2 separate regions of the Mus musculus genome follow, and region 1 is linked to region 2. The links are chromatin loops, found by intact Hi-C in ENCODE. Cell type or tissue: heart. All regions are shown on one strand.

The links. Peaks named below come from ENCODE experiments on the same cell type or tissue, not always from the same donor. Only the 100,000 strongest peaks of a DNase experiment are listed, where the experiment ranks them.
Region 1: it touches region 2 in a loop (2.1-fold over the local background); 17 of 42 quality-filtered maps call a loop at or near these places.

What each region holds. Positions count from the first base shown.
Region 1 is chr6:128,409,887-128,412,386 of GRCm38, forward strand. It overlaps Itfg2 (integrin alpha FG-GAP repeat containing 2), which reads right to left. Exons shown (of 12, transcript NM_133927.1): 10 at 1,679-1,796; 11 at 607-780; 12 at 1-531. The coding sequence ends at 428. Among named protein-coding and RNA genes, the nearest start is that of Nrip2, 11 kb to the left of the region's middle. In heart, no CTCF peak of the experiment used is centred here; a DNase peak (open chromatin) is centred at 1,425.
Region 2 is chr6:128,358,033-128,360,532 of GRCm38, forward strand. It overlaps Rhno1 (RAD9-HUS1-RAD1 interacting nuclear orphan 1), which reads right to left. Exons shown (of 3, transcript NM_001326585.1): 2 at 1,074-1,322; 3 at 1-161. The coding sequence starts at 1,238. Among named protein-coding and RNA genes, the nearest start is that of Tulp3, 3.4 kb to the left of the region's middle. In heart, a CTCF peak has its summit at 1,182 (motif pointing left); a DNase peak (open chromatin) is centred at 1,175.

The DNA of each region.
Region 1 (2,500 bases), 52 kb after region 2:
AAAAGAATAAATACTCTGCCGTTCATTCCTGCAATAACTGCGAGTGTCAGCTGCCTGGAGCTATGCTGTGAAAATCGGCACTCAGCAGGGGGAGGGGGGCTCACCCCATGCTCCCTCAGTTCCTCAGGCCTGAAGCCTTTCAGGTGTTGGAACATAGCAAAGGTTTGCTGCCTTGTCTCACACACAAGTCGGTTTCCTGCAGTGAGAGCAGGGAGCATGAGAAGGAGCCACGAGCAGAGGGGCAACCGATGGATCTCTTCATCACAGGCTCTCGGGGGGGGGGGGGGGGCACATCCATCCTCTCTGAGAACCCAGTTCTGCTCCTTCCTCTGTAATACACACTCCCCATCCTCCAAGGTCATGGATCGCTCTGGGGTAGGGTTGGGGGCTCGGAAGGATCCTTCACCAGCTAAGTGGTCGAGCCCAGCTAGGTGGGGTCCTGGAAGCTTGAGGGGGTACACTGTAGTGGCTGGTCCGGATGGTAGAGAGTCTGATGAAGCAGGGTACAGACTGCAGGGAGATCTTCAGGATCTGCAGGCCAAGCAGAGACTGGTGAGAGGCCGTCAGGCGCCCAGGCGCAGGCCCGCTGGCTCTGTTGACACTCACCCACACGCAGCTCCTGCAGTAGGCGGTGGTACTCGGGCTCAGCCTCCAGCAGCTTCAGAAGGTTAGTGGACTCCATGCGCTCCAGCTGCACCTCCCAGTACACGTAGATCTTCTGATTGAAGGTGACATATACCAAGCAGGGACTGTTGCGGCCCTCTTTGCAGGCGTACTGGCCTGGGAGATGGGGGCAAGAAGAGAAAGACCAAGGCTTAGTCCTGGTGTCAGGAGGAGGACAGGAACAAGACATCAAAGTCTTCTCATCTTAGTGATCTGGAATAAAAGAGGCAGCTGTGCGAATGCAAGGGGTAGGTAACAGGATGTCAGAGAGGAAGGCCTGTTCCTTTCTTCCAAGGCACACATCAACCTTTCAGGTAACTGCGTGTTTTCCAACTCCTTCCATTTATTGTGGGGTCCTGGAGTCCGAGCCCACAGCTTTGTACATGCCAGCTCTACCACCGAGTAACACCCTCAGCCCATTGTCACTTTAGTGGCCAGATACACCCAAATAGCCACTGCTGCTTTTCAAAGTCCGCAGCTGAGGACTGTGGGGAATACCCTGGAAGTGTTTTCCTCAGCTTGGCATGCTCGGGTGGAAATGTTTTCCCAGTCATCCCATCCTCTATGTATTTAAAGATGGAGGCCACACTGTGCTTTACTTCGTATTCCAAACTACCATGCTAGAGCTGGAGAGATGGCTCTGTACACTGGCTGCTCTTCCATAGATTGGGGTTCAATTCCTAACTAACATCTACATGGTAGCTAGCCATTGTCTGTAATTCTAGTCTTGGGATATGGTGCCCTCTTCTGGCCTCTGTGGGTACTGCACAGACACGGCACATAGACATACATCCAGGCAAACACTCATACAGGTAAGAATAAATAAAAATTTCCTCCTAACAAACTGTCAAGAGGGCAGCATGGCACCCACCCATGACCACTAGTGACAGCTAAGGAGCCCATTCAGGCATGAAGACATCTTTCAAGGGCGACATTGAACAGGAGTGAGTCAACCACTTTCTGGCACATTTACTAAGCTGGAGTAGCTGAGCTTAGTTAGAGGCCACCATCCCACCTGCACAGAAGGCACGGATATTTTCATCCACTTGGAAGCGCACAACGGTGCGGTTGTGATCGATGATATATGTCTGTCCATCCCAGGCACAAGCTACCACCTCCTCAAGCCCATTGCCCTGAAAAAGGTCAAAGACAGGATGCCATTTTCATAAGAGACTAGTCAGATGTAGTGTCATACGCCTGTAATGAGTGCTGCAGAGGCCAGAGGCAGAAGCCAGCTTGTGCTACACAGCTCATAGCAAGATGCTGTGTCAGAAAAGAAAAGAAACGAGAAAAAAGATCTGATGGTGGAGTGGAAGCCATCAGGAGAGACATAAAGGACCATGAACTTGACTCTGGGTGGCAAACTATAAATTAGGGTATTTCTCCATGTGCCAAGGGGGCAACAGGCAATCACTGACTTACTCTGCCTAATATTCAAAGCAACACTATGATGATGTCAACATTATTCTCAGTTTTATCTGGGAAATTTCTGCTAAGAGGGATAAAGTCACGTGTCAGGATCACAACCCAAGTACAGGTCTGTTCTGGTCAAAGCCACCCGGCTTGCCCCCGTGGTAGTATAATCAGTGTGGGCCCATCTGGCAAATGAGGGGCCACAGTGATATCACACAGACTCATGGACAAGGAGAAGCAGCACAGACCAAAACAGACCACGCATCTGTATTCATGACTAATAACCCACGGCTAGACCTAGTGCCTGTTCTCTGTTAGCGCTGCTATTTGGGCTGACAGGCCTGAAAATGATTTTCTAGTAGACTCATAGAGAAGAACTAAATTGTGTGCTATGAGGGCACACTTGAGCGTGACAGACACACTC
Region 2 (2,500 bases):
GATAGCAACAACGTCTCTGAACTGGAAGACTGTGGACTCTCAAAGGTTAGACGTGGAAACTTGCAGGTAGATCTCCGAGTTGGGCGCCTTGCCTGGTCTCGGTGAGGCTTCCGGTGTATCAGAAACCGGCTTTCCGCTGCTCTATCAAACTGGGGTGACACCTGTGCATAAAAAAAAAAAAAAAAAAAAAAAAAAGGATGGTGGTGGTGGCGAGCCAGCTGCAAAGCAGCTAGAGTAAATGTGTCTGATCCTTTATTTTTGTCCAGAATTGTGAGGACTCGCTACAATACAGGACAGACACCCATCCAGCTATGTGGTATGACAAGAAGGCAAGAGACCTGGGCCAGCTATCCAATCGCTCTGCCCTTCAGGGTGCGCCCGAGGAAGAGAGGAGACAAGGCCTCTCTCATCACCACTACACTGCTATAGCTTGTTTAACTCCCCGTCCTTAAACTTCCTGAGAACAGGTCGGAAGGATCCTCAGGAGGGCAGGGACAGACTGACTGTCAACAACGCCTGGCTGAGGGAGGGCCTGGCAGGAAGGTCTTCAGTGAATAATGAACGGCAGCCCCATGGAAGTGACTGTTGGGATCTAATGCCCGTGTTTATTCACTCAATGCTTACGGATTTCTTTTGTAGACAGTTTCACCATGAAGACCAGGCTGGCCTTTACCTGGAGATCCTTCTGCTGCAGCCTCCCAGTGCTGGATTTGCATGGATTAGCATGACATTGTGGAAGGAGTTTTCTCCACTAAGGTTCAGTAACTCATAGAATACCTAGTACTTGTCATATAAAATGCAAGAAATAATCTTTCATGTTGGTCACCTTTCTTGCTTCTTCACCCCGCTACTGGGTAGTTAAGTGTTCAATCAGAACTCTTCAGGGGAACCTGGCAGAGGAGACTCCAATACCATATAATGCATATTTTGGTGTGAAGGAAGAAAAGAGGATATCTAAGACAATACCACAGTCAGGAACAGTAACTATTTCCCTGGCCCTGCTCCAAAAGGATTCAGAGTCAGTATTCTGAAAACCCTAACACAGTAAAGGTCAAAGAATTGCCAGGACCTACCCAGGAAGTGACGGTGCTCTGATCAATGGGCTTGCTGGGCACCTGAACAGTGTGGGTAATGGGCTGCTGGCAAGATTCATAGTGGTGTTTGGGGCCCTCCAGTGGCTGTTGGTGAAACAGCAGCTGGGCTTTCTGGGACTGTCTGCGTCTCTTTTTGGGAGGCATCAATAGGTAAATGAAGAGCAGTTGGTAACCACATGATGCAGGTTGCCTTCCTGGTCTGGGTCAGGATCCAGTTGCAAACCATGCCTGGAAAGAAGAAACAAAAAGGAGAGAGGGGGAAAATCATGTGGGTGACACCCTCCCCCCAATTCTTCATGACATCAGGCTAACAAGGCTACCAGAAATTACCAATCAGACTCAGGTTGTAAAGAAAACAGCTTCCTTTTCTCTCTCTCTTTTTTTTTTTTTTTTTTTTTGGTTTTTCAAGACAGGGTTTCTCTGTATAGCACTGGCTGTCCTGGAACTCGCTCTATGGACCAAGCAGGCTGGCCTGGAACTCAGAAATCCACCTGCCTCTGACTCCCAAGTGCTGGCATGTGCCACCACTGCCCGGCTGAAAACAGCTTCCTATACCACCATGAGAAACATTATCTTATTCATATATATATTCAAGGAAACTCACTCAATGAGCACCTGCTGAACTCATGTTATTGTGCCATGCTAAATGCCAGGAATTAAAGATGAGCAAGTACTTAGTCACAGTACTGAGTACTAAGTTCCTGCAATGATACAGAGGTCCCCATTTTTGAGGCACAGTGGTACAGCACTTGCCTAACATGCACAAAGCCTTAGGTTTCAGTCCCCAGAACTGCAAAAGAGGGGACAATGGCAAGGAAGAAGGAAAGGAAGGAGAAGAGAGAGCTGACTAGAAGGAAACAGCCACATCTCAGTATAGTACGGTTCACGTCAGAGAAGGCTTTCTGTAGAAGGAGAGCTGGGAGAAGCAGAAAGCAGGAAGGTCACTGGAGGCTGAGGGGCAGGCACCACATGCAAAGATGGCTACAGCTGAACATGGGGCACATGCTCATTAGCCCAACTGAGGCAAGAGATCAGGAGTTCAAGTCACGCTTGGGCTACACATAAAACCTCTCAAAAGCCAAACCAAGTAGGATATGGTGGAGCGTGCCCAGGACCTCAGCCCGTAGGAGGGGAGGCAGGAGAATGCCAAGCTCAAGGTTGCCTGTGGCTAGAGAGACCATCCTGAGTTACATGAAACCTTAAATAACCAAACAGCTGTCTTGTGAATTCAGAGAATTACAAGCTCACTGTAGACAGAGTAGGAAAGGTAGCTCAGCAGTAAAGAACATGCCTCAAAAACCAAGGGCTTGCTGGGCAGTTGGTGGCGCACGCCTTTAATCCCAGCACTTGGGAGGCAAAGGCAGAGGCAGAGGCAGAGGCAGGCGGATTTCTGAGTTCAAGGCCAG